4 separate regions of the Mus musculus genome follow, and regions 1, 2 and 3 are each linked to region 4. The links are chromatin loops, found by intact Hi-C in ENCODE. Cell type or tissue: heart. All regions are shown on one strand. Region 1 overlaps Sgcb (sarcoglycan, beta (dystrophin-associated glycoprotein)). Region 2 holds the start of Ociad1 (OCIA domain containing 1). Region 3 holds the start of Sgcb (sarcoglycan, beta (dystrophin-associated glycoprotein)). Region 4 holds the start of Dcun1d4 (DCN1, defective in cullin neddylation 1, domain containing 4 (S. cerevisiae)).

Region 1 (8,000 bases), 150 kb before region 4:
TTTGAGATTTAGTTCAATTTATCAAATAAAAGAAAATATTGAACTATGAAGACAAATTTTTAAAAAAGAATTAGAATATAGTGTTTGACGGTATGATGGTGAATAAAACTTACATGGTCATAATCAGTAAATGCTGAACATAGATTTGACGGAATGTGTTTGGAGTTGATAGAGAAAAGACATAATGGTGAGCCCAGATTCCCATCTGCTAAAATAGATAAGGCAGAGAAAGCCTTACTCGGTAAAGGAAGAAACACAATCTACATTATGTATGAATATGGAGACAGAGTCTAGATGGAATAGCTTAAATTGCTGAACATGGTTGGTTGTCCTTGGGGAACCAATGAGGGGAGAAGAGGAAACAGTGACACTGCCATTTATGATGGGCCTTCTGGCATGCCTAGCTCTCGACTGTGTGCTTAGGGTCTTGATAAAAACATCCTCTAAGAAGACCACCAGGTAGTGTGTCCATCTCACTGATTAAACACGTCCAGAGACCTCACACACTCAGAGAGCACTGCTGGTTGCTTCCGGGCGTGTCTGGTGCATGCCTCGTAAGAGCAGATATGCCTGTCTTTCAGATTACACTTGTCATCTGGGCGGTGATCCGCATTGGGCCAAATGGGTGTGATAGCATGGAGTTCCACGAGAGCGGTCTGCTGAGGTTCAAGCAAGTGTCTGACATGGGCGTCATCCACCCGCTTTATAAGAGCACGGTGGGAGGACGGCGGAATGAAAACCTGGTCATCACTGGCAACAACCAGCCAGTAAGTTTCCACACTGGGGGCAGTGTGTGGAGGAGGGGGGCATAGACGGCAGTTCTCGAGATATCCTACAGCTGAAAGCTGGAAATTGGTGTCTTCTCTTTTAAAATATGCATTAACACACAAAGTTATCCATATTCATAAGTACTCGACAGTCAGTAATATTGTTGGCTTTATAACCTTGCTAGAGTTAGGTATGCAATATTCCAGATCTTTTTTCCAGGAGAAAAACTCACTGGTGTAAGAATTTGTAGGTCACAGTTTTCTTTTCCAGATGACAAAGCCATTGTAAGAGCTGCCTCCCAGGTCAGAAAGCCTAGGTTCTGGGAATCAGAAAGAGAAATGCTACTCGGTGGCAGACAAGGCCCGGTGCTGCTAAAACACAGCACTTAGCCAAATGAAACCTCCAGGGTGTTCCATACCTCCGCCGTGACCGTCTTAGGGCCCAGCCGTGTTCCCTGTGACCTGTGCTGTTATACAGGGGGTCATGTGTGAGCAAAGGACTGTACAGACCTGCATTTTAAAGTTGTATATCATGCAGAGTCTTATGAACAGGTGCAGCTAAAGGGACCTGAGGTCTGGCTCTCACTGTCGCTTCAGGTTCTGTCCTTACTGCTCTGTAGTTCTCTTAAACCCAATCGGCTCCATCACTTTGTCTGTCGCATCCTTTGAGAACAGACTCACAATGAAGCACTTTTCCCCAAGATTGTCTTCCAGCAAGGGACGACCAAGCTGAGTGTTGAAAAGAACAAGACCTCCATCACCAGCGACATCGGGATGCAGTTTTTTGACCCAAGGACACACAATATCCTGTTCAGCACGGACTATGAGACGCACGAGTTTCATCTGCCAAGTGGGGTGAAAAGTTTGAACGTTCAGAAAGCATCGACTGAAAGGGTCCGGTTCATTCTTTTATCAATGCTAACGGGGGATTTGTCAGCAGCTACTCCCTGGGGGAGGACTTAGGCCACCTGACAACCTGACTTTCAGACCATTGGAGGGCTGCAGCCCTGGCCTTAGCCTGCACACACACTAATAAGTCCTCTCTTTGTGTTAATCCCCACAATTATAAGCCTGCCTTGCATAGTCCAGAGTTGAGACACCCCCTTCTCTATGATAACGATTCTCTCATTACCCACAAGCTCGCCTTAGCATGTGCTTTCATTTTTAGATTACCAGCAATGCTACCAGTGACTTAAACATCAAAGTCGATGGGCGTGCAATTGTGCGAGGCAACGAAGGCGTCTTCATCATGGGCAAAACCATTGAATTTCACATGGGAGGAGATGTGGAGTTAAAAGCTGTGAGTATTTTTTCCTGTGTGAATTTAAGATAATTAATTTTGGAATAGTATATAATTACATGTGGAGTAGTATGTGGAAAATGATTTTTTGTCATGATGAGATGTTCAAAATGGATTGTGAAATGAAAGAAAATTATAAAATAATTTATAAGATATTTCATTTCTTTCAGAGCATGTGCAGTTTATAAAATCTGGAAGAATAGAGTAAAATAATAATGTTTAGCTAAGAGTGGTAGAATAACAGGTGATTTGATTTGTAAGTGTGCTTGTTTGCATTTTTATGTTATTTTAAAAGGAGAAAAGCCATAACCCAAGCAGCCCTTCTGAGAGAGAATTCTAGGAGATCTAACCATGTGTCCCTGACGTCGCTGCTGTTGTTCCACTGTAGGTTATTCCTGTTCGTTTCCAAGCTTTGTGACCAAAGCTGTAAGAAGAATACTTGAATGGGGCCACATGCTGTTATCTGACACCTGTTAGCTGTGAGGGAGAAAGTCTGTCATCACTGTGACCCCAGCTTCACAGGTCTCCCCAAAGCTTCAGTCAGCCTCCTACTTCATACAGAGCAGCTGCAGCCTGCACCCTGCTTACTGGCCTGGACTTTCAGCTAGAATGGAGTTACCCGCTTGCCTCTGGGCACCTTGCTCATCTTGCTTCCCTAGGGCTGAGGAAATTTGTGCTACCAAAGAGCATAAGGCACTAGCAGCCTGAGCACTTAGAAGTCATTCTCCCCTATCAAAATAAGTTCAGTGTTATAATTCGTAGAAATAATAAACCTTAGGAAGGAAAGTAGGTGTTTCACTTTGGCAGTTCCCCAACTGTTTAATCCCATCTCGGGATGATAAGATGAGCATAAGCTATAACTCCTGCCAGAGGCGCCGCAGCCGCCCTGAGGAGGTTTCCACGGCGCTGTGGTAGGGCGCTCTCTGAGGAATGACAAGCAGCCACGCCTGAAGCTTGCAGTTGACACTGAAGGTCAGAGAAGGGAGGTCTGAGGCCTTTGTGTAGAGAACGTGTGTGAGTTACCTGAATCTTTCATTCTGCCCTCCAGAAAAGTCTTGCCCCACTCCACCTTGTCAATGTGACAGGTCATGAAATAGTCTGAAGTACCCATACCTACTAATTTCTAATTTGTATTGAAAAATACTCAGCTTTGTAAGTCAGTTGGTATCGATCATTCGAGTGCAAGCTAATCATTAGCAATAATTTTGCCGCACTACTTCCTAAATGTTAACTTTCACTTTTATTTTAATTGGCATGTAATATTCTTACTTCTGTGGAACATTGTATGTTTTGATGTATGTGCACATGATCAAATTAGAACAGGCAGCATGCACATTACCTCAGATATCTTCTAAGGCTCTTAGACAAAGAACATTCAAACCTATCTCTCCTGACTCTTAGTGCACAAATACTGTTAACACTGGGTACTGAATGCTCGGCAAGAAATATTTTCAAGAAAGTAAAACTAAATGACCACAAGATGGCAGCATAGAAACAAAATCTGAAACAGCCCTCACCACTGCATCTCCCACATGCAACTTTCAGAATAATATTGAGTGCTTTGTTCTGAAAATTTGCATGTTCTGCCAGTAAAATCCATGCTGGTATTCCAAATTAAATAAGCTCTGGAATATGAAATGGTTCCATTCCAAACGTTCCAGGCAAACGCCTGTACATAACAGTGACCATTCTATTCTGCCCTCTGACAGTCTTAAGCCCCTCCCTAAAGTGACGACCCCCATGCTTAAAACCTCTGCGTTGGCCTTTCCTGTTCAGGAGGGTTCTCTAGTCCAGCTGCCTGCCTCCTTTCCCCACTTCCACACCCACAGGCATCTGAACTCCTCAAGTGTGACATCCTGATGTCCTGGCTCCTCAGCAGACGTGCATTTCTATCTGTGCTCGGCCCAACTGCCACTGGCAAAGCTCAGCTCCACCTGAAGGGCCCTGCAGCCCCCAGCTGCTTCTCGCCAATGCAGCTTCTGTCTGTGTGCAGGCTATTGCACTTCCCAGACTGTTGGAGCAGCCTGCTGGCTCCCTTTTGCTGTTCGCCCATTAGATACGAGCTGCTTCTCTACCCAGAAACTTGTAGCCACCGACATTTTCTATGAGATGGAGTCTCACCTGCACCTTAGGCTGGCCTGGGCTCAAATCCTCCTGCCTCTCAAGTGCTGGATCGGAACGCTGGGATATAGATTTGTGCCACAGCGCCTGCTTCAGACCTTTTAAAAAGACCCATCTCTATCACCCTCTAAGTGAGCTTCCCTTCCAGATAAAGCCCTAAGTCTATCAGCTCAGCCCCCACTATTTATAGGTCTGCCCCCACTATTTCTTTGTCTCACATCCTTCTGAGCCCCTTTCCCTTAACTTCTGAGCGTCCTGTACCCTGAACCTACATAAGACACACCCTCACTGTGGCCTCCACTGGCGAGCCTTCCCTAGTGACCCACATGCCCCACTCACTCACACCTCCACTTCTGTTGGGATGCAAACGACTGTCTCTGGCACCTTGTGTAAACTGCAGTCCTCAGCCACCCACCCTCTGTTCACCCTGCTTGTCTTCCCTTGTAGCATTTATGCCCCCGCATGCCCTAGAGTTTCCTGTGCTGACTTATTATCTGCCTCCCTCCAGTGAACAGCACTCTATAAGAACAAACTTGGCTGTTGAGCCCATGTTCACTGTCATCGCCCCAGTGCCTAGGATGGCGTCTGGCAGGTGACAGCATTTAGTCATTATTTGTTAAATGGGAGAGAAGAAAGGAGAGGAGGAGGGGGGGAGACAAGAAGAAACTTACTAGTCTCTTGGGAGGCTGAGATGGCTCAGTTGGAGAAGTGCCTCCAAACAAGCAAGGAGACCTGAGTTCAGAACCATCCATCACACACCCAAGTAAAAAGCCACGCATGACTGTGCCACGAGCCTGTAATCCTGCTGCTAAGGCTGTAGAGGCAGACGGATCAGACAGAGTAGCTGACTTGCCGAGCTCCAGATCCAGTGAGAGAGACAGAGACAGAGACAGAGACAGAGACAGAGACAGAGACAGACCTTGCAATAAGGAGTATGATAGCCACTGACAAAGGCATACATGTTCAACCTCTGAGCTCCATGTGTGCACATGCTCACACAAATGCTTGAGAGCGCGCGCGCGCGCGCGCACACACACACACACACACACACACACACGGTCTTAAGAGTGTACAGATGAGAATGATTCTGTAGCTATGAGTTTAAATAAGAAACCCTCAGTTTTTTTTGAAGGCCTAGTCTGATAAACTACATAGTTTTAATATTTAATTGAATTTCTACTAACTAAATTTAATTTCCTATAAGAGAAAAATACTCTTCTCCCCCAATCAATATCAACATCAGTCAATAAGTAAAAATTCTCTGGAGTCAAAAAGTGAAACTTACCCAAGACTTTGTCACTGTGCACAGGCTGTGATCTTGACTCGTGCTGGCGTGCTGAGTTGTAGGTTTGTGGATGTACAATATGGGCTGACTGGGCGAGGGGTCGCCTTTGAATCCTTGTGTGTATTGTGACTTTGCTGTGCCACAGTTGGTTTGATCATGGCTTTACTCTCTGACTGCCAACTCCTCCTCCTGCTAGTTCCTAAGTCCTGTCTAGTTTAGTGTCTCTCTTTCGTGCCCGCTGGTGGATGTGACTGAACCATGTTACTGTGTTCCCATAGGAAAACAGCATCATCCTCAACGGCACGGTGATGGTCAGCCCTACGCGCCTGCCCAGTTCCTCCAGCGGGGACCAGTCAGGGAGTGGTGACTGGGTGCGCTACAAGCTCTGCATGTGTGCAGATGGCACACTCTTCAAAGTACAAGTAACAGGTCACAACATGGGCTGCCAGGTCTCAGACAACCCTTGTGGGAACACTCATTAGACGGTGCATCCGCAGGGCTCAGCGCGCTCAGATCTGACTTGACCTTCCCCTTTTTAAGAATGCATGTGAACCATGTTTGTACAGCGTTTGCCATAACTTGTAATTATTTTACCTGGGGAGCACCACTGTGTCTATTATGTACTCTCCATATTTAAGGGATCTTGAGTGCCTACATTCTAATACATTTTAGTAAGTTGCACTGATACTCAACAGTTCTCTAAAACAATGATGAGAAATTAATAAAATAAAATTAATCTTTGAAGTGTTTTTAACATTCTACTATATCTTGTCCTAGAGGACAAAGGGCTGAAGTGGTTGAGACACTCCATCAGTAAGCCTTGGTCATTCTAAGGGAGAGATCCACTAGAGATGTTTGGAGAGACAGGGACACTGTGCTCTGTCTTTGGTTTTTAAAAGGGAAGGCACAGATTTTTAATGCATTAACCCAAAGCTACATTTTCACAAACAAGTCATTAAGGAGCTTTCCATATATAAGCTTGTAAGAAACTATGTTTCCTTAGTTTTGCACTAAAGAAAATACTGTCATGGTATGTTTACTTGAAATAATGATACATGTATTTACGGTGTGTGGACGTTAAACGCAATCACAGTTCTCACTCTCGTGAGCAACAGAAGCCATCATCATCAGGCCTCTTCTTGCTGAGCACTGTCCTGGGTGCGATACACTTGATCTCTCTGACTCCCACTGCACCTCTCTAAGCAAGGGCTTCGATCCCAGCTTTACCCATCAGGAAACTGAAGGTCAGCGAGGTTCAGGATGCTGCCCCATACTATACAGGGTTGGGAGTCAAGTACAATTCCAACCCAGGTAAACCTGATTCCAAATGTGTTTCTGCCTTTTTTACTATCTACACTGAATTTTCAACTATTTAAAACTCTCAAAGAATGGGAAAAACCTAATCCTAATTCACCTAACAGGTAAAAAAACAAGCATGTGTGCTACTCTAGTTAAAATGCCAATGCTAGAAAAACATGACCAATCACTGTCAGACTTTAAACTCTCTTGAGCCAGTTCTAAGATGTCATTCAATAGACAGACCAGCTTGGTCTGCTTGTCATGTGGGAGTACCTGAATGAGTTATAGAGAAGCTGGCATACTTTTCCCTAAACCCTGGGGAAGCTCAGTGGAAAGGGGGGAAGCTAGGCCTCAGTAGGTCCTGCTGTCCAGAGGTTGTTCCTCCTGTGTCCCATACCAGCATCACCCTTTAGAAGAATTCTGTGTGTGCCTAGAAATTAATATACACGAGAATAAAGGGTGCTAACTGGAAAGATGACGCAGGTCATTTTAGCTAGGTATAAAACCTTGATCTCTGCTCCTCACCTCAGTCTCATTTTAATTAATTACAGCCCTCAAGCCAGTTGATTCTTAGTACAGTTTATACTTGATTTAAAAGGAATTTCTTGGTATTACTAAGAAACATGGGATTGGGGATGAAGAATAATGCATAGCTCCAAAGCAGACAGTAGGGAGGCACCATGGGCCTAGCTACAGAGAAGGATGTTGGTACTCTGTCATGGTCACTTAGAACTGTGTGGGTAAAAAATGAGCACATAAAACAATTCGTGTTCACTGTTGTCACAATTCTGTCAAATGAAAAAATGAAATACCTTATAGACTGTGAACTCAGGCTAAGGTGAGAGTTGACTGGAGACCAGACACTAAGTGCAGATTTTAGATGTAAAGAAAGAGAGCAATTTATACCTCTGGATATATTCAAGTATTGTTTAATAACTAAATAATGCTCAGAAAAATCACGCTTGGAATTCTCATGTCCATGCTCAGTGTATTTTTAAATTGTACATTTGTTTCATGTTCTATTTAAATTTGTTTTGAGAATTTCTTTAAATAAATATTTTTACTAAATCCACAGAACCCTATATTACAAAGTATTATTTACTGAATACAATTCATGAGAAAAAAGTGTATTTTTACGTCTGTGGGAAACACTTGTGTTTTGATACATCTCCATTGAGCACTTTGAAGTTTGAGCATATCCTGCTGCTCTGTAAAGCGCGTGGTTACT
Region 2 (8,000 bases), 200 kb after region 4:
CTACCGCGTAACACAAGTAGACACATTTAACACCTCTAAGTCTTAGTTCCTTCATCTCTAAAGGGAGAGAACTTTACTAACCTATTTTCATGCTATTACTACTGACAATTTCCTTAATCTCTATTAGTAATAACCACAATATCCCAAAAGTGTCCCAATATAGTCTATAAATTATACTTTCAAACATGCATTTAGGTCAAGTTTGTAAGTGAAGGTTTTGGATGGAATTATGCTAATTAGAAAAAATGATGAGCCAGAGCTGGAGCGATGGCTCAGTGGTAATGTGCATGAACTGCAAACACTAGGCTCTGAGTTCTGATCACCAATACACATCTAAGGAGGCAGAGACGGAAGATCCTGCGGGCTCATGGCTGGCCAATTTAGCCAAATGATGGAAACTCCAGGTTCAGTGAGAAAGATGGACCAGGTGTTGGTGGAGACGCACGCCTTTAATCCCAACATTCAAGAGGCAAAGGATCTCTGTGAGCTGAGGCCAGCCTGGTCTACAGATCGAGTTCGAGCACAGCCAAGGCTACACAGAGAGACCATTTCTCACTGCCTTCTTCCCTCTGCACATGCACATACACAGGTACCACAGAACCACCCAAGAACATTCTTTAAAACAGTTCTTAGACAGGATAACTCACATCTGAACCAGAAGCACTCTTCATGGCACTCTGCAAAGAGTCTCCACTCCTCCTCTGTCGGAATATAACCGCCTCCTATGTCTTTTAAAGAAAGATTGGAAGTCATTTTCTCAAAAGCCTAAAAAGTTAGCTTTGTCTACTAATAACAAGAACATTTAAAAAATAAAACTAAGACAACTGGCTTGTCACTTATTTTTAAAATCAATTTTGACTTCCTACAGAATTTATTCTTACTACCCACTAGTCAGACAGGCAAGACACGGTGCTAAATGAAAATATGTAAAACAAACCCCCACCCCTGTTCAGATAATAAGAAATTTAGAGACAGTAACAAGAGAATATTTAAGCTGCGTGTGTGACTATGTCACACCCATAAGACCAGCCCGATTTCTGTTACTCAGGCAAATAAAATGTCCTTACCCAGAAAGTGTTACAAATTATAAATACTTAATATGGAAGTTACCAGGAGGGGCTGGAGAGATGGCTCAGCAGTTAAGAGCACTGACTGCTCTTCCAAAGGTTCTGAGTTCAAATCCCAGAAACCACATGGTGGCTCACAACCACCCATAATGAGATCTGATGCCCTCTTCTGGTGTGTCTGAAGACAGCTACAGTATACTTACATATAATAAATAAATAAATATTTTTTAAAAAGTTACCGGGAATAGGTCTTGACACTTGTGCATTCGGTTCTCGAAAATCAGCCCTCCCATTCATAGTTCCTGTATCAGAAACATTTATATCCAAATATTACAAAGTATCAGAATAAACCCCCCTAACCAGTCTACCTGTAAATCAACAAATATTTACTGAACATTAAACATTTTTACAGTTAGTTGTATTTTACGTGCATGGTGCTTTGCTTGTATACACTAACATGCCTGGTGCCTGAGATCAGATGACACCTGATCCCCAGGAACTGGGAGTTCCAGATGGTTGTGATACTGTGATAGGACATGTGGGTACTGGAAACTCTGCAAGGGCCAGTGCTCTTACCTGCTGAGTTATCTCTTCAGGCCCCGACTTTTACATTTCAACTACCTGACATAAAAAAATAACTGAATGAAAAAGGGTCATAAACATATCTGAACTAATTATTCACATTCGACCCTTTGATTGAAAAACGGGTACATCAAAACAATGGAAAAAAATTCCCTTCTAAGGCTAGGTTATGTTATTTCACATTATTCTGTACCTTGACTCAAAAACAAAACAAAAACTACAACCATATCCAAATGATTAGGGAAAAACCTCAAGTCACTTCTAGGTTTCCAATTAAAACGAAACTGCATTGTATCCCCTAACTCAGCAGTCAAAAAATAATGACGTCACATTTTCTGCAGGTAGCTACGCTAATGGCAAACTTCCCTGTACCAGCCCAAGTAATCTTCAAACATCTTAAATAAATTTTAAAATCCAAGAGCAAATATATTCTTTCGCCTTCCTTTAAACTTAGACCTCAGCATTTCAGACAAAATAAGGAGTACGTCTTCGCTGAAACAAACGCATCGCAGTATGACTTACTGGATGCCAACAGCAAAGCACCTTTCTGTAATTCGTTTAGTCACTAAAATCATCACCTATTGCATACCTATATCCCTTCAAAGAAAAAGGTTTCAGAAAAGGTAAACTGAACTCTTGGACAGATGAAGCATTCAGAGGAAGCTTCTCAAACTGCAAAACCCTACCAAAAAAGAAAAAAAAAAAAAAAGAAAGAAAGAAAATCTCGTCCCCAGGGAGGCTGGAGGGCAGTGCGACCTGTCTGATCACTACAGCTCAAAGCTGTAATCATAAAGAACAAGGCTCAAGCGAGGCAGTAGCCGCGGACGCCAGCACTCCTGTCCCTGACCTGCCACCCCACCTCGGCCATCGCGGCTTTCCCCACCCCTCCATGCAGGTCTCCCGGTGCCCGAGTCACCGGCGCTGCAGCAGAGCCCAGGCCCGCAGTGCGACCGGACACCTCCGGGCAGGAAAATGGCGGCTGCGGGCGAGGGTGGGAGACTGGCGGAAAGCCGCGCCACCACACCCACCTCACGATGGAGGCGGCAACGCTGGGAGCAGGACCCGGGGTAGAGGCCGGGAGAGGACCCCAGAGACAGGCACAGCGGACAACGCGGGAAGCGGGGAGGGGAAAGAGGGCAGCTTCCAAGCGATCGCCAAGATGTCACCCACACACGAGCGCCAGCAGGCCGACACCCGGAAGCAGTACCCTTGACGGGAAATGACGTCAGGACAGCGCTGGGAAACAGCGGCGGGCCAGTTTCTCAATACTCACGGATGTCGATCACGCCCCGTCCAACTAGTCCCGCCCCTTTCACCGCCCCCCACCCCGCCCCAGGCCGCGGCGCTCCAGAGCTGCACTGCGGCTGCGCGAGTTAAGGCCTGCAGCTCAGCTCTGCCTCTAGGTTCGATGCTCTTGTGACATACCCCAGAGACTGTTCAGTGACAAGCCAGTAGGGACATTTTGGAACCCCTCCATCCTCAAGTCCCCTCCTTATCCCATGACTTTCCTTGGACTTCCCTAATTTTAAGATTTACAGAAATTTTCTTATGCTTTAAGCCTCTAGGCTAGGTAGTGAATTTTAAGCGTGAACTCTTAAGTTAACTGTCAGAACCTCCAGTCTAGTGTCCGATTGATTCTAACACTAGAGTCAGGATACACTCCAACTCGGAGACTCAGAATTTACTCATCTGAATAACAGAAATAATGTGTGTTTCACAGTTTTGGGTTAAAACAAGTCTGAAAAGGAGTTTAGGCTCTGGGGCTGTATTACCAGGAGACTATATTTTAATGCTAGGAGACCAACTTTTCGTCAGAGCTCAGGCTGCCACTCCTAACCACCAACTATTCATTTCTTACACTGATCCTAGGCATGTTTACTGAGTGCGTATACTGAACCAAGTCCTGAAAGTATATCGTTGATACCTCTGATAGCTCCAGCCCACGAAGTTATGAACTCCTATAATTGTCAGACTTCCCACCATTCCTCATTTCATATGTTTTTCACTGGTTCTATGGCATCCACGAACTTGTCTGTATGCTTATTTAAGAGAGAAAGTCATGTAAAACATGAATCCGGAGTCATGGCTAGACCTCTATGGCTCCTGAACCCCACACTAAGGACGAACTCAAACATAACTTGGGTGAGCTCCAAAGCCTTCCTGGAAGCTGATGCCCATCCAATGGAGAAAGGCGATAGGATTTGTTAACCATCTTAGACCCTTGCTATGGCACCAGGAACGTGGGGATCACCAGAAATCACGGAACTTTAAGCTCAGCTGTGAAAGCCTTGGGTTCCATCCTTGTGATCAGAGCAGCTGTGGTGTACCCACTGGAGACCCTCAAAAGATTGCTTCCACGAACATGCCCTCCTGAAGAGTCAAGAGCTCAGAGGCACATCCTTTTCTCAAAGGTACAAAATTGAGCATATATGCTTGGGAGAAAGATGTATTAAGAGGCATAGCTGGCAAGCTGCCCATGATTTGGAAAGTAACTTTAATTAAGCTCATTAGTTCACCAAGCATGACTTGATGGAATTATTCCTTCCATTTGCCATTGTTCTTTGAGAGGAATAGAGACATCCCTGGAAGAGTCTTTAACAAGCACTCTTTCAAATATCTTCATTGAGCAAATAGCCAAGGCGGTATCAGCCCAGCTTTACCTGTTAGATATTACTTTTGTTTTTCAGAAGTCACTTTATTTGTTTTTAAGTATTTATTTATTTTTATTTCTGTGTGTGGCTGCATGAGTCTATGTGTACCATGTATACCCCCACAGGTACAGGAACTGGAGTTACGGGCAGATGTAAGCTACCTGATGAGGGTGTAGGAAATTGAACCCAGATAATCTGAAGGACAGTAAGTGTCCTTAGTTTCCAAGGTATAGCACCAGCCCTGTTAGCCTGTTAGACATTACTGTGAAACCATTATTAAAGGAATATGTCAGAGTATTCCTTAATTCATAAAAATTCAAGCAATCTAATGAATTTCTTCTTGACTTCAGTGACATCAAAGTTTCCCTTTTTAGCTGCACTCTTTTTTTAATTTTAATTTGTATTAGTGTGTGTGTGTTACAGCACTCTGTGGAGGTCAAAGGAGATTTTTCCAGGGTTGGTTCTCTCTTTCCACCTTGGGATCAGGGGATCAAACTCAGGCTGTAAGACTTGTGTGACTGCCAGGCAGTGGTGGCGCACAACTTTGATCCCAGCACTTGGGAGGCAGAGGCAGGTGGATTTCTGAGGTCAAGGCCACCCTAGTCTACAGAGTGAGTTCTAGGACAGCCAGGGTTACATGAGAAACCCTGACTGGAAAAAACAAAAAACAAAACAAAACAAACAAACAAAAAAGACTTGTGTGACTTGCTAAGTCATCTCCTCAGTGCTGGATGGATTTTTAAGATTTAAAATTGCAATTATTATTGTTGCACTTGTGTGTGTGTGTGTGTGTGTGTGTGTGTGTGTGTGTGTCCTGCCTATGTATGTGGAAGGGCACACTTACCTGTACATACATGTTTAGAGGCCAGAGCTTGACTTTGGGTGTTTTTCTCTATATTCTTCATCGTTTAAAAATAACAATTATTCAATGTATCTGCAGTTGTGTTCTATGAGGGTAAGTATTTTGCCTTATCAGTTCTTAGAAATCATTAGAAAGAAATCACTATAAAGTTCATAGACTATGCAATTACAAGACAGAGGTCTACTATTTACATGCTTTTGGCAAATTATGCATTTTGTGTTCTTTTTCTGGGAGAAAGAAAGGAAGAAAGCAAGAAAGAAAGGAGAGAAAGAAAAGAATTAGAAGTCCTTTTGAGTGAGAGCTCTATACTAATGCAAAATCTGGTTTTTATTTGCCTACTAATGAGGCTAGGAGGTCTGTATTGTTCAAAAAAATGCAATGTCATAGAAGCCAGAGTCAAAGACTATCCCCGAAAGGAGAATGTGGTCAAACCAAATGTTCATAAGGACTGTGAGTCAGCTACTAACTGCATCAGTAAGGTTATTTATAACGTTTCCAAGTATTATTTCATTCAAATCTAGATTATAGGGTAGGGCAAAATAAATCCAGATTATAATGTACTAGGAAAAGAACAGCCAGTGCCAATGTGTGGAAAAGTATTGATTAGTCTTTCCAGAAGTTTAGCTCTTTGAAGAAGGCATATCTAAATGGTAGTTAAGGGAAAATATGAGAACTCAGTGAAGGGTAGCTTTTGTTTTATAAACCTGTACAGACTTGGCTTTGTTCACAAACATAAACTGCAGGCAAAGAGAAGGGATTGAAAATGGCGGGAGGAGAAGGTGAGGGAGGAAATAGAAGGTAGACAGGTACTTCATGACCGTATCCCAGTCAACCTACAAGGTTCTGTGCGCTCACCCAGACGTTGGACAGACCCCTGTGTCTGTATTTCCAGCAACTTTTTGAGAGCAGCTAAAAAGGAAAAAGATTTACAGCGAGTAACCGTGGGGTGGAGCATACCTGGCTATTGCCAAGTAACTGTGGGATGGAGCTTAGACAAAATGCTACCTGAAGCCAACAACTGACTTTCTTGTAGAAGCAAGAGAGAGCTTCATGGAAGGCGCTGCTGCAGCTGCAAAAACTGTCCAAGAGAACCCAAAGCTCAGGCTTCACACTGATTCCATATCTGACTCAGTATAGCTGGGGTGGGTTGCTCTAGCAATGCAGTGTACAGCCCCCCTTATTATTGTGCCATTCTTGAAATATAGAATTCATATAGATTCATGGTTCCTTTGGGTTTTCATAATACTTATGCCTGCTGATAAGGAAAAAGACTTTTGAGTTTCTAAACGTTGGCAAACTGCCATTTTAAATATTCGATGGTCCTTGCATTTACCATTTCTGTTGGAGAGAGCCACTGAGGAATGAGACTGCGCTTAAACACTATTAATCAGGAAGCTGGAGCAACAGCTTGCGGGATACAGAGTTACCTAGAGTCACATGTGGCTGTGGCTGTGAGGGCACCTTCACACTCGTGAACTCAAGTGCACACGGGCACGGATACTGCACATATGTAAGTGTTCTAAGAAGAAGCCATTTCTAAAAGACAATGTAAGCCTTCTTATTTTAAAAACATCTCAGTTTTCGTCGATTGTTTGTTGATATTCCTTGGTTTTTATTTCAACGTCAGTGTGTTGGGTGTTGTGGTCAAATATGAATCTGTCCACTTTGTTATAACCACAAAGACACAGCTCTTATTCAAGTCTTAGTGAAAGAGACTTTCTTCCACATCTAAGAGAGTCTGGATTTCAGAGGATTGTTTTCACTGTAATATGTATTTGAAAAGAAAGATTTCTGAATAACAGTTGTCTTAGAGTTTTACTGCTGTGAACAGACGTCATGACCAAGGCAACTCTTATAAGGACAACATTTAATTGGGGCTGGCTTACAAGTTCAGAAGTTCAGCCATTATCATCAAGGCAGAAGCATGGCAGCTGCCAGGCAGGCATGGTGCAGGAGGAGGTGAGAATTCAACCTCTTATACCAAAGGCAAACAGGAGAAGAAGGCATTCAAGTAGTTAGGAGGAAGCTCTTAAAGCGCACCCTCACAGTGACACAATTCCTCCAACAAGGCTACACCTCCAAATAGTGCTGCTCCCTGGGCCAAGCATGTCCAACCACCACAGCCGTGCTTCCAATAGGACAGTTTGATTTTCAGACAAAAGCTGGGAGAGGAAAGGAGAAGACATTGCATCCCCAGGAGGTGGCCCCACCTGCAGGCCTTAAACTGTCAATCTGCTACAGACCCATCTCTCCACTCTAGACTTCTGGAGCTGTGATACACATCTGCTGTGTCTCTTCTACTGTCACTTATAGAACCTCCCGGAAGCTGTTAAATGAATGAGGAGAGCCAGAGTGCAGCTGCATGAAGCTGAGTTTGGATTTTGCATCTGGGTCCATCCCAGTCCACAGAAACCCGACTATGAAATGAGAACCACCAAGTGAATTATTCATGTCCTAATGCTAACTTGTAAGAGCATGGATCTCACTCAGTTTGTGTGCCTGGAACTTTAAGATGTATGTATGCACAAAGCTTAACAATGTTTAAAATTCAAGTCCACTGTCAATATCTAAGTAATCATTTGTGAGTTCCTCATTTTTATTTCATGTGTTATTGTTGTTTTGATTTTCGAGGTGGAGTCTCACATAGCCTCAGCTAGCAAAAAAATCATGATGTAACCAAGGCTAGCCTTGAACTCCTAGTCCTCCTACTTCCAATTCTCACATGCTGAGATTATGGGCATGTATAGGCATGTATGATCACACCTGTCTTACATGTTTTTTTAATTTCTCTTTTGTTTGTTCGTGCTGGAGATTCATCATAGGGTGTTATGCATTCTA
Region 3 (8,000 bases), 160 kb before region 4:
TCGAAGAGAGCCAAGTTCAACATGCAGCTGTTGAAACACCGCTGAAGTGGCATTCATGAAGTTTGGAGTGTGCTTCTGAGTGTGACAGTGTGCTGGTGACACAGTAATTTCTTACAAAAGCCTTGCCAGCACCTCCTGGAAGTTGCCCTGCTACCCTAATAGCCATGCTGACCAGCGGGCAAACAAAAAGTGCAACCTTTACAAGTGCCCCTTTTCCTTAATAGCACCCAGGTGTAGGGAAAGTTCACTCCGGGAATCCCTAAAAAGGGAAGGAGGGGGGAAGGTCCTGAGAATGGGAGTGGCTGGCAGCTCTAAGCTACCCTTCTGTTGCTAGGGCCGCGGGTGTCCAAGGTTACCGAATACTGGTTAGCGCTACGGCTGGAGTCACCCCACCACCGATAAAGGTGGGGCTTTCTTCTTTGACCTGGGTAGGAGTCTGAGATCCCCGTTAGGGTCCCAAGAGCGGTGGGGTTGTGAGCCCTAGGATCTCCCACCCTGACTCACGTTGTAGTCGTTCACCCAGTAGGTGACTTTATCCTGCAGTGCTTGTAAAGATTCGCTTTTGGCCAGCTTCTTCAGGCTTTCTGCCATCGCGCGCTTTTTCGCGCTTCCGACTCCGGGAGATCTAGTAGTAGAGGGGACGAGGGAGTGGGTGGCTTAGGCTGAACGACGGGGTGATGTAGCTTAAGGATGTTATCTTCCACACAGGCTCAGAACGCGGCTGGAGTGTCCATCCTCCCCCTCGGGTCGGACCGGGCAGGTCCCCCCTGCCCGGCGCGCTGTTCTGGCTCCCCCGCAGCCGCCTGCCGACCAGGCCATAAATACCCCGGCGATTATTAAACAAACCTTGACGTGGCGGCCGGCTGCCAGGGACCCGGGGCTAGCGTCGGAGCAACGCCCCGCCCCCCACTCCTCGCTCCCAGCCTGGGGACCTTGGGGACCCACCCCTACCGCGACCTCCTCCCACCCAGCGCCGTGGCGTAACGGGCCCGAGGCGAAGGCACAGAAGCGTCGAAACTCCGACTTGTGCTACCCTCTGGAGGACACCCAGACCCTGGGGTGGGGGGCTGCTGTGGGACCCTGCGCTGGGAACCGCAGGGCACCTAACCCGGGGCTGCACCCCGTACTGGGTGGCAGTGCGTACGTAGGAAAGCAAGTTAACTTCATGAAAATTTTGAGTAGACTTTTTGGCAACCACTTCCTTGGCCCTTTCTTTATTCCTCCACCCATAGTGCCTTTAATTCTCCATTTGTGAAATTGGGACTCCAATGTCCGTTTTTTACTACTTTCATTTTGGGCTTTGTGCCCTCCTCCTCCTCCGTGGGTCTGTCCGTTGGTTTGTACTGTACAGAAAGACACACACTACCGGGCGGGATCCTCGCCCTGACTTCCAGGTCTTCCTCAGCACGATCAGGTGCAAGCCTGTGTTGTGTGGGAAGTGGGGGTGGGCGGGTGCCATGACACTCGTGTCTTACTGTTCGCTGTGTCAGGGACCTGTATTGCTGTTCAGAGGAAATCTAGCCTCTGTTCCATTTGCACGAAATTGCTTTTTAAAACGGAGTTGCTAGGATTTACCAGTCCGAGAAGTGGTTGTCATGCAAGCTCGAGGTCCTGAGTGGATCCACAGGAGACATGGGGAGGTTTTGGGGGTTGTTTTGTTTGGGTTTCTTGTTTGTTTGTTTGTTTTAAATCCGGGCACTGACACAGGAGATTCCCTGGGACTGATGGCCAATTGGTCTAGATGATTCCTGAGCTCTCTGTTCAGGCAGAGATCCTGTATCAAGAAAATAAGGTGAAGAGATTAAAACAATATCTGGCCTCCACACAAGTACAGAGAAAGGGGGAAGGGGAGGGGAGCGGAAGAAAGAGGAGGGGAGGGGAAGGAGAGGAAGAAAGAGGAGAGGGGAGGGGAGAGGGAGGAGAGGGGAAGTGAAGGAAGGAAAGGGGAGGGAGGGGAAGGAGAGGAGAGGGAGGGAGGAGAGAAAGGAGAGAGGAGAGGAGGAAAGGAGAGGGGAGAGGGGAGGGGGGAAGGAGGAAGGGAAGGGAGAAAATTATGGTAAAAGCAGAATAATGCAAGATAAAATCCTGAATATCAAATGGGTGTCATAGTGAACTGGTATAATTCCCGTTAAAATAAGACTGCTGTGAGAATTAGAGACATTGCAAGCACACAGCACCCTCCAAATGCATCAGAAGGGAAAAAACTTCAAAACATCATTAGACATGACGAACACTACCCTTGTGGTTAATTCTGTGAATTGGTTCTCATTTTAAAAAATCATTTATTTATTTATTTATTTATTTATTTATTTATGCTCCGTATTTTATACCCCTCCCGGTCCACCCTTTGACTGTTCCACACCCCACACTTCCTCCCCAGCCCCACCCCTGTCTCCACGAAGATGTCCCTACCCTCTCCCTCCCCAACCCCACCAGACCTCTAAACTCCCTGGTGCCTCCAGTCTCTCGAAGGTTAGGTGCATCTTCTCTGACTAAACCGGGACCCAGCAGTCCTCTGCTGTATATGTGTTGGGGGCCTCATATCAGCTAGCATATGCTGTTTGGTGGTCCAGTGTCTGAGAGATCTTGGGGGTCCAGGTTAGTTGAGACTGCTGGTCCTCCTACAGGGTCACCCTCCTCCTCAGCTTCTTCCAGCTTTTCCTTAATTCAACCACAGGGGTCAGCAGCTTCTGTCCATTGATTGGTTGGGTGCAAATATCTGCCTCTGACTCTTTCAGCCGCTTGTTGGGTTTTTCGGAGGGCAGTCATGCTGGGTCGGAGGGATGGCTCAGAGGTTAAGAGCATTGGCTGTTCTTGCAGAGGACCTGAGTTTGGTTCCCTACACATGTTTGGTGGCTCATAACTGTAACTCCAGTCCTAGGGGGTCTAACAGCCTCTTCTGACCTCCACCAGCACCAGGCATGCAGGTGGTACATATACATATCTGCAGGGAAAACATTCATACACGTATAATATCAAATCTTAGAAAACAACAGCAGCCAGAAGAAGACACATTGGCAATGAGAACAAGTGGGTGACCTGTCAGTAACACCTCAGCAACGAGGAATCCAAGGAGAAGAGACCCATCTTCAGACAGTCAAGGTCCATCTGACTTCAGAAAAATCCATTATTAAAGTACCTATGTGGAGACATGTTAAAAAAAAAAAAAAAGCAAGGTGGGGCTTCTTATCTGCTTAGAATCTGGAGTGCCAGGCAGCTCTGGAAGACATTTAATAAGTTCCATTATTGTGAGTGATTGAGACTGACACAAGGTTAGAAACAGAGTAGCGCTAATCAGAGTATGGGGGCTCTGAAGAGAATGTGACATTTGGTGGGTTCTTGGGGGACACAAAGGAGTATAGCTGTCAGAGAAAAAGGAAACGACTTGAGCATAGTGAATAGTGAGGCACAGGAACCCAGGAGCAGTCAAAAGCCTTATTGTCAAAGTTGATAAATGGGACCAGAGCCAAGCTATTACCCAGACACCGCCGACTTTCAAACCTGTGGGTTGTGATTTACATAGTCTTCCTGACTAAAACGCAGGTTCGTCCCAGTGATAGAGCCAGGCAGTTTTAGCAGTTGGGGAAGAAGACAGGACCAGGCAAATGACCACATAGATACAGCTTATATCCGAAATCAGGCATGAGAGAGGGGGAAGGTTGGGAGACATTTGCTGTGTGTCAGAGTATTTAACTCCACAGCCAGCCAGCCATCAGAAGTAGGCGAAGCAGGGAAGCTGAGTTAGAAAAGCAAAATGACCCAGTACCTGGAGAGAAAAAGCTGAATCAGACATCTCCCTTGGGTGGCCTAGGGTAGTTTGTAGAAACTACTCATCATCTGAGGAGTTCTTGAACTTAGGATGCTACTCATTCTATTGTTTTCAACTTAATCAGTGCAGAGAGCAACCAATGTGCACCTGACTGTCTCCTGGTGCTCACTGTGAGTCAAGTTAGGTTCCTAAGGACCTAATATAGTCTCCAATATTAAATGGACAATCTGCCTCTAATGCCTCAAAGAAAGTGCCAGACTTGACTTCACAGGCTTCCAGAGGAGTTGAGGGGGAAGAGACTAGTTTGATTTAAGCTACCTAAAGTTTCCACTTGATCTGCACCCAAGTCTCACCCACCAGTACACTCAAATACTCCCTTGCAGTTTGTCACAGCTCAGGACAGGACAGTATCCCAAGACGGGGAGTTGATATAAAGGTAAAGGCATGTTTTGGATTTTGAGGGCGTCCTTTCCGAAGAACTTGAGGATGCCCCAGAGATCCTTGCCACACCCATGCAACCCGCGGGCGACTTACGGTCGTGAGGGACCGCCCTGCAAGGATGTGAACCTACACAGAATCTTGCCCACTCTGGATTTCTTTCGGGGGAGTGGCGAGGGCGTGACAGGGCGTGGCCATCGAGGGTGTGAGCCCCACCCCAGTGCCAGAGCGCAAGCGCGGGCTGCGGCGGGCCAAGATGGCGGCAGCGGCGGCGGCGGCGGCAGCGACCGAGCAGGTCTGTGAGCCTGCTGCGGCCGGCCGAGGGATTGGGAAGCCGGGTGGCCCGGGCGACCCCACAGAGGGCGGGGACGACGGAGGGCGCGAGGGCTGGGCTGGCGGAGCGAGGCGGCAGGGCGGGGCCGCAGGGCGGGAGCTGTCCGCAGCCAAGATGCTGGCGAAGGCCGGGCTGGATCCTGGGCAGCGGCTCCCGGCCGGCCAGAGAGCGGAGCTGTCCCTCTGCGGGAGTGACACGGGTCATGGCCTGCGGAGCCTGCGCCTGGACGTGCCTCTCCGCAGCCAGAAACCATGCGGATAAAAATAACGTCAGTCGGGGCCGGGAGGCTGACCGATGCCAGCCAAGTGGTGGTCAGCTGTTGCCTGGCGTGGATCGTGGCCAGGTCTTGCTTCTGCCATTCCCCGCCCACTGTGGTTTCTCGGAGATTCAGATACTAATATAAAACTGACCCGTGTCTAGTGGGTTTAAGATTACTTTTTAAGAAATGCGTTATCAAGTGTTTCCTGGTCTTCGTTGTGAGCCTAGAATAGTTTAAAGGCTTCCCTTCAGATATCAAGCTGTAACTTAAGCACGCACATAAGTGTGTGTGCGGGTGAAGTGTGTGAACACATGCTCGTGCAAGTAGTTGCTAAAGTGACTTATTATAATAAAAAGCTATTTTTGTAGTCACTTCTTTATTGTTGTTTCCCTTTGCAAATAACCAGTAAGCTGGTTTCTCTTTAAAAGTTTCATTTCTTCGAAATCACTGCGGGGAGAAAGTGAATGAGTGAAATTGATATGCAACGGGGGAATAGTTTCTTAAGTGGCTAACATTTTAGCGACAGACCTATTAAATATTCGAGGACTCATTCTAGGGGGTATGAAAAACAGACCTGAAATCTGCTAAACAAGCACGGAAATCCTCTATGACAATAGGCAAGTGGACTTGTTGGGAATGAAGCCATTCCTTGGTTTTCCTAGTTTACCCCTTACAGCCTCTGGGTTAGAGGGGTCTCAGTTCTTCTGTGCATGCATCTTGATGCTCTGAGCTTCTATTCTACCGGAAAGTTACAGTGGTCTGCCCACTTGGCTACCCTAACCAGAGCCGGCCTGCCTGAAGAGAGCTAAGGAGAAACAAGCATTGGGCTTAATGACCAGCTTCCCTCAACTTTATAATTCGAACATGAAAGGTTGCTTTTTGTGTTTGGGATCCCACTAACTTTGTAATCTATTCTGTTTGGGAGTCAGGGTAGGCCCCCCGCTGTGTCAGTCACTGGGTCCTGGCACTTCTGCCCCTTAAAAAAGCTTCTCCCCCAGCTTCATCAACAAAGGAAGATGTTGGTATCTTCTTCCCCAGCTCCTCTATCCCAGGTCTCAGTTGGAGCTTGAGTCTGCTTCAATGTAAATGTGTTCAGGAGGGGCTGGCAAGATGGCTTAGTGATAAAGGTGACAGCCACCAAGTCTGACAACTTAGTCCCTGAGTTAAGTCCCGAGAACCATCTTGGTAAAGTGAGAGGCCCAACTCCCAAAGGTTGTCCTTTGACCTCCACACGCTTATATCATGGTGTATGTGCCCCTCACACACTGAATAAAAGAAAAGAAAGAAACGCAGAAGAGGAGGAGGAAGAGCTTGGGGAAGGAGGATGGAGAGGAGATGGAGGAAGAAGGGGAGAAAAATTAGGAGAATTAGGGAGGAAGAGGAAGATGAGGGGGCCACCAGCAGCAGCAGCACAGCACTTGCAGAGGCACTGCCCCAGGAAAAAGTTCATCTCACATATGGTGACACTTTTGCCGGTTACCACATCTTCCACTTCACATGTCCCTCAATGTGTCTCTCTCGCCCACCCTAGTTTATCTCCTCATTACCTCAAACCTCCATTACCACATTACAGGCAGGAGCCTGCCGACCTCTGTAAAGTGTTCACCTCGTGTTCAACATGCTGAAACACACAGTAACCTCCAGTGACGCCCAGTTAAACAGAACATAAGATTAGAAGAGCCTGCACCCTGCTGAGAACTGGCTCAGCCCGGCTCTTCCTTCCACTCTCCCCCAGTGTTGCCATATCTGACCCACCCACTCCTCTCATTTTCCCACCAACTCCAGGGTGTCCCCACTCTCCCGTTTGACCTCTGTGGCATGGGCACCCTGACATGATAGAGTGCACGTGCCTTGTAACACAACGCAGGTCCATAATGTCTACAGCAAAGGATCGTGTCCTCCTCTCTCACGTCCAACTTCTGTGTCAGTGCTTAAGTATGATGGTTCTTAGTACATTGTCTTCTACAATAAGTGCATTGCCTCGGAGCTCTGAAAAACGCGTGCAACTTGGGCAGTAACCATTCCTGCAGGCCCCTTTGTGTTTCTATTACATAACACGCTTGCTTAATGACACTTACGGTCAAGATCGGAAGTTCTCAAGTTTTGTTTTGTTTTTTTTTTATCCCAGACTCTATATATCCTCTTAACTATCTGTTGGTATTTACCATATTAGAAACTAACCTGAGAAGTTGTGAAAACAGAGGAATGCCTGAGCAAATACTTCATTAACTCTTGGAGTGATGATGTCACTGTAAACGATGACATGGCCTCTGGAGACACCAGCGTTCATTCAAAAGAGTGGGGGAGTAAAAAAAAAAAAAAAAACAAATCTTATTGTTGTTTTTTAAAATGTGTCTGACATTTCAGACCCTGAAGAGAATTCAGTTGACATCCCTCCTAAACATACATCCTTGTGCAACTGCCCCTGAACACATCAAAAATTACTGATCTAGAATGATATAGGCTTTAACCCATTGAGTTATAAGTAGCAATCTCTGTCAGCCATTGCAAAAATCTTTTCATGTAAGTAAAAAAATATATGAGTAAAAATCTAACAAATCATTAGTAAAGATGGTATCAACTGCAATGTGTGTATACATGTGTGTGCATGTGTGTATGCACTCATTAGTCATATTATCCACTGAAATGTGTGCATGTGTGTGTGCATCAACTCTGCCCAGAAGTGCGCTGTACCCATATTGACAGTAGGATGACCAAAGGCAGAGAGAAAGTGTGCTATATGACAGTAACACTGAAACCTGCAATTCAGTGTGACTTGCAACTTATTGATGGGACATCTACCAACAACCAATTCAGCTTTCTTTAATTGTGAATTTGAATTTAATAAACTCATGAAAAGGAGACTAGAGCTGTTGCATTCTGTTTTGTTTGTAGCAAGGGTCCAACGGGCCAGTGAAGAAATCCATGCGGGAGAAGGCTGTGGAGCGGAGGAATGTTAACAAAGAGCACAACAGCAATTTCAAAGCTGGATATATCCCCATCGATGAGGACCGGCTCCATAAGACTGGGCTGAGGGGGCGAAAGGGCAACTTAGCCATCTGCGTGATCGTCCTCCTGTTTATCCTGGCCGTCATCAATCTACTCGTGAGTATGTGACACACTGTCCTCTCTCTGGAGGTACCTTGGAAGAAATTTTTATCTTTTTGCCATGAGGTCATAGATTCTGCTTACATACTCTG
Region 4 (8,000 bases):
TCTGCTCTGCCAGAGTGTATCCTCGAACTGTAAGCCAGAATAAACCCTTTCTTCTTTAAGTTGCTGTGGTCAGCTACTTGATCACAGCAACAAGATAAGTATTGCATACACAGACTCTCCCTTCCACTTCCAAACAGAAAAAGATGGGAAGTATGTAAGGTTCCAACCAAGGTGATTAAAATTACTGCAGCTTCATTAACCAAAGGAACTAAATCAACTAACTAGCTTGGGTTTTCTATTGCCTTGACTAACTACAAAGCTAGGGCCATATACACAGCCTATTTCCAACACATGGAAGTACCCTGGTACAACCTCAAGTCTAAATGTCCCTGGGAATAAACACTTACCAAAGTCACCAGGCTATTAAGTACCAGGTCCTCAACCGACAGACTGCACTTTGCTCCTATGTCAGCAGAATTACTAGCTATTAATTAATAGCTACACTTATAAGGATGACCATGATGATAATTAAGATGAGAGCAATGCAAACATCAAAACAGGAAGAAGGAAGGAAGTTACGGGGAGGAGGGATACCATCAAGCATTAAGTAGGGGCCTTCTCTAAGCCAATGTGGAGAATAAAAAAAAGTCACTGTATACAAATCCCCAATAAGAAGAGGAGAGAGCTTTCGTCTTTGGCAGTTACAGACAAGACTGTGATGACTATACGGTTGTCAACTTGACTACATCTGGAATTAACTAAAACCCCCAAACTGAGTGGCACACTGGGGAGTGATTTTTGCTTAATTTTAAGTGGGAAGATCCACTTCTATTCTGGACCTTTGAGGTGGGAAGACACACCTCTAATTTAGGCCAAGCCTTCTGCTGGAATCCTAATATAAGGACATGGAAGAAGGAAGCTTTTGTTCTTTGCCTGCTTGCTCTTGCCTCAATACCAAGTCCATTCCTTCACTGGCATTAGAGCCTACTTCTTCAGGATTCCAGTACATACCAGCTGAAGCATCTAGCCTGAACAATTACTGGATTCTTGGACCTTCCATACATAAGACAGCCATTGTTGTATTAGCTAGACTACAGCTTATGTATATATGTGTGTATGTATAAGTCCCATGTATGTATGTATGTATGTGTGTATACACATATATACACATACATATGTAAGATTTATATGTATCTATACATATATACATACATATAGAGACAGATTCATTCTATAAGTTGATACTGAGAGGACCTTTATACAACTACCCCTACCAAATCCTTCCAATACAGAGTCAAAAATCTTCAATAAAACTTTCTGAACTATTTAAATGCATAGCTAAATCCACAAGAAAATATAAGACCTAGCCAAGGGCCAAAATGCAAAGGTCGAAAGACGAGTAGTACAGGCTGACAGTGCCTAGGGCTTTGGGGCTTATGGACTAGCTGGAGGACTGTGTGAGGAAGGGCACTTGTTCTTCGGGATGTGATGAGAACAAATGAAAGGAGAAGAAATGCAGACTGATGTTTTCTTTAGATCTTGAAGATCTAAAGAGCACATGCTCCCCCCCACCCCACCCCACCACAATCACTCGGCAACAGCAAATCCTGGATTAAATACTTTGTTGGAAAATGTCCATACTCTATACAAGACAGTTCTTAGAGATTTTACTGCAGGTGTAAGTCAAAACAGGATAGATATAAATTGTTTCCCTAAAACATATTCTCACAAGTTTCTCAGACCTTATTTCAAAAGCCATCCTGTAAGGTCTGGAGAATTAGGAGTGCTTATTGCTCTTGCAGAGGATCTGAGTTCCATTCCTAGCTCTCAGTTGAGTAGCTCACAAGCACCAGTTCTAGGGGACCCTTCATCTGCTCTCCATTGCATCTATATGCATGTACACATACACACACACACACACACACATCTGCTCTCCATTGCATCTATATGCATGTACACATACACACACACACACACACACACACACACATATATATATATATATATATATATACTTAAAATAGTAAAAATAAATTTAAAAAAACATTATCAAACACATAGACAAGTTTAGTACTGTCTTAACTGTGTCAAGTCGTTTCCAAATATTAAAACTCGCCCTCAATATGTTTACCGCTGGGTTATTAAAACACCCCTCCAATAACCATTGCGATTATGGATGTTTCATAGTATCCATTACACCACACAAAAATAATCTTATAGTCCCTACATTTGATTTAGGGTGATCACCAAGGAGAACTGGCAAAGGATGCCCACAAACTAGGAAGACCTGTAATAGTCCAAAGGGAAGGACTTTACAGCCTCATTCGCTTCACTTACATAAAAGTTAAGACATCACAGTTCCCCTTTGCTCACCTTTAGGATTTCATTGCAGGTTCTGGCATGAGACTACTTCAACCCCAAATTCCACTAAGCTGCCATTCTTGATTCGCTTCCAAAAGAAAAATCCCCTAACTCTTGGACAAACCAAGTAGCCCAAGAAATACCCAGTGCAGTTATCTGTATTTTCTTCACAAGGGATATTACGAATCTCTACTTAGTTTCCATACTTATGTAAGGCTATATACTTCACTCTAGACGTCCATACAATGAACACGCTCTAAATGTTCCATGGTAAACGTTGCTTTAAAACGAACGTGTGCAGGATGATTTGAGACTAAGCTTTCGCTCCCCAAGGCAGATGCAGGGGTAAATTATCTTGGAGAAAGGCCAGGGCTTGGCCTGGGCTTTCCCTCTGCGGTGGACACTGTCCCAAGGAACCCAGGCATCTCCCGGGAGAGAATGCATTGAGTCTCCGCGGCATAAAGCACGAGTTAGTCAAGCAAGGAGGGTCCAAGGGGCGCGCTGAATTCTGGGACTCGTTTCCACAGTTACCCACGTGCACCCAATCCAACCGCGGCCCAGGGCGGCTGGGACTACAAGACCCAGAATTCCACGAGACTGCCTTTCCCTTTACACCGGCTCGGGGAGCCAGACCCTAAAGGAAACCCCTAAAGCACCCTCCCGGTGCTTCGGGCGGAGGTAGCTTCTCGCACGCGCGTTGCTATGCCTCCAAAGCGGCCCTCCGTACAAGGTAACAGGTCTTGACGCATCAGCCTCTACACCTGATGGCCAGAAATTAGAGAACTGCGTCACACACTGCCAAACCTACGGACCGCCGGGGACCCCGACAACCTCTTACGCCAATTCCTCCACCCCGCTTCCAGGACCCCTGCGGGTCGAGTCAGCTCGCAGACAGCGGCCTCCCGGTCCTGTAACCCCAGCCCGCGCTGACCTCGCTCCCCGTTGCTCGCCGAACGCGGAGGCTACTGCCAGCCTCGGGACACCTCCCGGGTACCCGGCCCCGCCCCCTCTCCTCAGTGCACCCCGAGGCTCAATGGTGGTCCCCTCCTAGGCTGGAACCGGGCCTCTCCAGGGAGGAGGCGCCTCCCCCAATGGACAGTCCAACGCTCCCCACCCCGCCCCAAGAGCACCGTACCCGAAGATGACAGCCCTCCCAGTCCCCGCTTCTCCCCACCTACTCTTCCTCCTAACTCACTCCGCACACCCTCCCCGACCCCTGTCCCAGCCCCCAAACTGCACAGCAGTCCTATCCGCCATCCACTCCTCCGGGGACCGCCTGTCCCAACACCTGCCCCCCAAGCCCTCTCCCCACTCCCGACCGCCGTCCCGCACACCGGACTCCACAACTCTCCCATCCCACCGCGGCGTCTCCCACTCCATGGCCCCCGTTACATCACCCCCCATCCCCTCACCGGCCCGGCCGCTGCCCCAGCTCCCCACCCATTGTTCCCGCCCCCGCCCCCAGCCCTCCTTCCCATTGTCCCCGCCCCCTCTCCCCTCGCACTCCCCCGCCTTCCCCGGTAGACCGTACGGCTCGGGCCCCGCAAGCCTCACCCTGTACTCGGACCGCAGGCCCTCTCCCTGCCCGCTCGTACCACCCCCGACCCCAGCTGCCAGCGCCCGCCGCCGTCTCCACCTCCGTGCACCACCGACTCTCGGCCCCCGGCCTTCCAGAATGTCCCCCCTCCCCCAACCGCGGAAAGCCAGCCAGTCCCCACCCCCTCCCCGCCGCCCCTGCCCCCGCCCCAGCCGCCCGCAGCGTCACGGCCCTCGGACTCCAGGAGGGGTTCAACCCGCTCCCGGGCCAGGGACTCCAGCGCGATCGGAACCGGAGAAGTGGAGAAGGGAGCGCAGGAGCGGACGCGGTGTGCGGGCCCGCTGGCTCTGTGCTACTCACTGACAGCTGCAGCATCCGAGTGCATTTTCGGGCAGCTCACACCCGCCTGCCGCCCGGGCTCCCGCGCTCCACTCGCGGTCCCCCTACCGACTCCCCAAACCTTAGCTCGCAACAGAGGACCGCCGGCTTCTTCTCCGGCCCGCCCATCCCGCCCTTCTCATTGGCTAGACCCCAGCCGGGGGACCGCCCCTCTTCGGCTCTCATTTGACCGAAGAAGTGCTGGTTGCGCCGCCTGCAGCTGGCAAGGAGGCCCCGCCCCCTAGACTGCAACGTGATTGGCCCCGGCGTCTCGCCTCCGACCGCCCCTGGTGGAGGCCACTGTTCGGAGCCGCAGGTTGGACCCAACGGCTGTCAGTCATTCAGGGGTCCGAAAGCGCGTGGAGGGGCGAGACTGGGGAATTGGTCCACCTTGACCCTGAAGCCCCGCCCTGTGGCGGGCGGATCCTGGAGCGGGAGACCAACCGAGAGCCCAGCCGAGAACCTGGGTTAAGCATCCGAAACAAAGCAGCCTGAGGGACCTAGAGCCAAGCTCCAGCCCACAGGGACTGGTGTTCCCTGGGAGGCCATCGGCCAGATCCCGCTACTGCCCGCGCCCGGGTCCCGCCGGTTCTCCTCAATCGTTTCCCATTGCGGAAAATTAGAAGAAGAAAAATATCTCCGCTTTCCTCCCCTTTATGCCACAACCTTTCTGTCCTCAACTTTGGAAATGCGCCTCTTTTTCAGAGTCAATTATTCAGAGTCATGCGTTACTTGCGCCAAAGGTTTCGAATGCTTCAGGCATTGAACGTCAGACACCTCTGCGGTCCCCAGACAGCGAGAGAAAAACCTAGTGCCACATTAGGCTCTGGGGTCAGCCTGACACCAAGATAAGCCAGGTCCCCTGACTATAAAAGTCTAAGAAACATAAGTCGAACCTGGCCAAACCGCTGTTTAGCAGAGGGAAGCGTTAATGGGGTTGTGATTGTTAAGTGTCCTAAATACTGCTTTTGTTGTTTCTTGGAGTTTTTCAGTACTTGAAAACCAGTTCTCCACAATCACAGGTAATGCAATAACGCTGAGATGTGCGAGGGTGGGCGCCCCGCCCCCACCGCAAACACACACTCCATGTCCAAACCTCGCTTGCCCCAACCACAGCCTGGACAGCCTGTAGATTCCGCCACACGCACTGGATGATATGACCAAAGATAACAAAGGGGTCCTGCGTTAGGATTCTGAATTCTACAGCCCAGGCTCTTGAGTTGTAGAGTTCTGAAATCCGGACAAATGTTACAAGCGCAAAACAGCTTACAGTCCTTGTTATCTACATCACTGTGTTTGTTACTGTGATATGTTCCATCTCATCGCCCTCTATTTCTCTGTAATTAAATTGAATCCCAATAACGCAATCTTTCATATTTGTCATTCAAATGCATATGATTCACTTCATCAAATTGCAAAATATCAGAATTGCATCTGAAGACAAGAACTCTTCATAGAGCATTCTTTTGGGTCTCCTTAACAGGACAGAGTCTTAGCCAAGTCTCATAAACAAAGGAAGGTACTTGTAGGCTCCTGGGTTGGGAGCTTCTATATTTTTTTAAGTGCTTATTCTGGGCAAAGTCTTTTTGTGTTCATTATTCTGTTCCTGATTTCAGCCTAATATAGTAAGAACTACAGTTTATTCGTGTTTCTGAGACTTTCTTATGTATAATATTTGTTGTGTTTGAGTTTTGTTTCCCATATTATTTTGCACAGAAAAGAGGTTTACTTCTTGGTACTTGTAAATTAAAATAAGCCCGTGATTTATATTAGTTATTAATCTGCTATATTGATTTATCTGCAGCAAACTTTATGGTTGTGAGACTATTAAACCTAAAGGACCTGCTGCCAGTTCGCTTTCTCCCTGCTCTCAGCACTTCCTTGACACATAGTATCCAGGAAAAATAAATAAATAAATAAACAGAATTCTAACCTATGCTGGTTCTCAGCTGTTTCCACTAGGTTCAGTCTGACCAGTTTCAAGTAAAATACAGATTTACCCAGATCGGGGTAGGGGGATAGTGTGTAGGTTCCAAATAGTGGCCTCCACCAAGGACAGTCAGAGGCAAGGTGTCAGGGCCAATCACAGTCCGCTAGAGCTAGAGAACTGAGAGGAAGTACTCTTTCTTAGTCGGCTGAGCCTCACTACTGCACAAGTCTCATGAATAATAAAACAACTAAACGATGCTCTGTGAATATCATCCAGACATTTCAACCATCCATAAGAGTATAAATCTTCATGGTCAGGGAACTTGTTATGACTGTTTTCAGTCCCCCGGCACTTAGTGCAGTGCAGTGGCTTCCAACAGTGGACACTGATTCACTGTTCCTAAGAGTGAAGTGGGTGACGACTATTGGGGAATTTTATATCTGAAAGGAACCTCAGAGATTCCAAATCCAACTTCCTCATTATAAGAATATGAGACCGGGAGTTCAAAGGAATTAAGCATCTAATCCAAGTTATCGAACTACCCAAGGACAAAGCAGTATTTAAAAACTCGAGTTTCTGGCTCCTTGTCTACAACTCTCCATCACCACGCTGGTCTAATGAGAAAATCCAAGATTCCTGAGACAGTGCTCTCTCCAACTCCTTAAAAGTTCTACCACACTAATACAAATTCTATTCTTCATATTTGGAATATGGCCTTTTCAAGGAATCATTCAATAAATAATGTTATTTCCATTTTTTTTCTCATTCGATAACTTTCCCAAATAGCAAGGTCCCCCTGTAGAGATGTTTACTGAAATACCATCTTTTATATTTAAATCTGGGGGCAGCGGGTAGTGAATGTCTTGAGACTCAGGGGTGGGCAGATTTGAAGGGATAGCATTGCACTTGGTTATGGTTAAAACATTAACAATACGAACAAGTCACAAAGTGTATTGGGGTTCTCTAGAGTCACAGAACAGGAATGTCTATATTTTAGTGAGAATTATTGGTATGACTTGCAGTCTGCAGCCCAACTAAGCTAACAATGGGCAGCTCTTAATGGAAAGTCCAAGAATCTAATAGTTGTTCAGTCCCACAAGGCTAGGTGTTTCAGCTGGTCTTCTGTATAAGCTGGAATCCTGAAGAAGTTGGTTCCAACTGATGTGCTAGCAAGTAAGTGCACGCAGGCAGAGAGAATAAAAAAGGCTTCCTTCTTCCATTGTCTTTATGTAGGCCTCCAGATTAAAGGTCTCTACCACCATGCCTGAACCTAAGGTTTTCTTTAGTTGGAACTTGCTCTGTCTCGGGCTGATCTTGAACTCACAGATCTGTTTGCATCTGTCTCCTGGGATTAAAAGCATGTACTCCCTTGTCTGGGCCTAAGCTTTTCTCGGCCACTATGTCTCAAGATCCAGACCAAAAGCCTGTGTCTTCCTGCCTCAAGATCTGGATCACAGGCGTGCCCTCCATTTCTGGATATAGTTCATTCCAGATATAGGCAAGCTGACAATCAGGACCAGCCATCACTTGGAGTGTTCAGTGGAGCCTGACTTACCTATTTTGTTAGTTGAGAATTTGATGGAAGTCTAGTGAGAGAGAGACAATAGCACAGGTTTGGGGGTTTAAACATTTCCTCCCAATATCACAAATCACAGTATGTCTGCTTGTCCCATGTACACTAGGCTTGGGATACAGAATTGAAAACAGCATAGCCCTGGAGACTTACATAGGCTTGAACCTGCTTAGATTAGTAGATAAATATGTCCCTGGTAAGGCTTGAAGTAAGAAAGGAAAACATAGCGTGTTGGAATTCATGTAACCTTTGATTCCAGAGAGAGCATGTGAAACTCCTCA

The links. A loop is a pair of places that touch in the nucleus more often than their neighbours do. Peaks named below come from ENCODE experiments on the same cell type or tissue, not always from the same donor. Only the 100,000 strongest peaks of a DNase experiment are listed, where the experiment ranks them.
Region 1: it touches region 4 in a loop (3-fold over the local background); 8 of 42 quality-filtered maps call a loop at or near these places.
Region 2: it touches region 4 in a loop (2.8-fold over the local background); 2 of 42 quality-filtered maps call a loop at or near these places.
Region 3: a loop joins it to region 4, with 2.7 times the contacts of the local background. A loop is called at or near these places in 8 of 42 quality-filtered maps.

What each region holds. Positions count from the first base shown.
Region 1 is chr5:73,633,450-73,641,449 of GRCm38, reverse strand. It overlaps Sgcb (sarcoglycan, beta (dystrophin-associated glycoprotein)), which reads left to right. Exons shown (of 6, transcript NM_011890.5): 3 at 582-767; 4 at 1,470-1,661; 5 at 1,936-2,067; 6 at 5,752-8,000. The coding sequence ends at 5,955. Among named protein-coding and RNA genes, the nearest start is that of Lrrc66, 5.0 kb to the right of the region's middle. In heart, CTCF peaks have their summits at 3,542 (motif pointing right) and 7,897; no DNase peak of the experiment used is centred here; H3K27ac peaks cover 275 bases.
Region 2 is chr5:73,287,654-73,295,653 of GRCm38, reverse strand. It overlaps Ociad1 (OCIA domain containing 1), which reads right to left and starts at 2,860. Exons shown (of 9, transcript NM_023429.4): 1 at 2,678-2,860; 2 at 1,307-1,369; 3 at 648-728. The coding sequence starts at 1,364. In heart, CTCF peaks have their summits at 1,257 (motif pointing left) and 3,076; a DNase peak (open chromatin) is centred at 2,873; H3K4me3 peaks cover 1,858 bases; H3K27ac peaks cover 1,826 bases.
Region 3 is chr5:73,644,177-73,652,176 of GRCm38, reverse strand. It overlaps Sgcb (sarcoglycan, beta (dystrophin-associated glycoprotein)), which reads left to right and starts at 4,440. Exons shown (of 6, transcript NM_011890.5): 1 at 4,440-4,502; 2 at 7,696-7,905. The coding sequence starts at 4,464. It overlaps Spata18 (spermatogenesis associated 18), which reads right to left and starts at 797. Exons shown (of 13, transcript NM_178387.3): 1 at 505-797. The coding sequence starts at 591. Gm34902 (a long non-coding RNA gene) reads left to right here and starts at 323. Exons shown (of 2, transcript XR_377025.3): 1 at 323-404; 2 at 709-1,197. In heart, a CTCF peak has its summit at 4,734; DNase peaks (open chromatin) are centred at 826, 1,386 and 4,476; H3K4me3 peaks cover 3,030 bases; H3K27ac peaks cover 1,312 bases; H3K27me3 peaks cover 3,882 bases.
Region 4 is chr5:73,487,390-73,495,389 of GRCm38, reverse strand. It overlaps Dcun1d4 (DCN1, defective in cullin neddylation 1, domain containing 4 (S. cerevisiae)), which reads right to left and starts at 4,364. Exons shown (of 11, transcript NM_178896.5): 1 at 4,199-4,364. The coding sequence starts at 4,223. In heart, CTCF peaks have their summits at 4,283 and 4,494; DNase peaks (open chromatin) are centred at 2,849, 3,489 and 4,519; H3K4me3 peaks cover 3,438 bases; H3K27ac peaks cover 3,290 bases.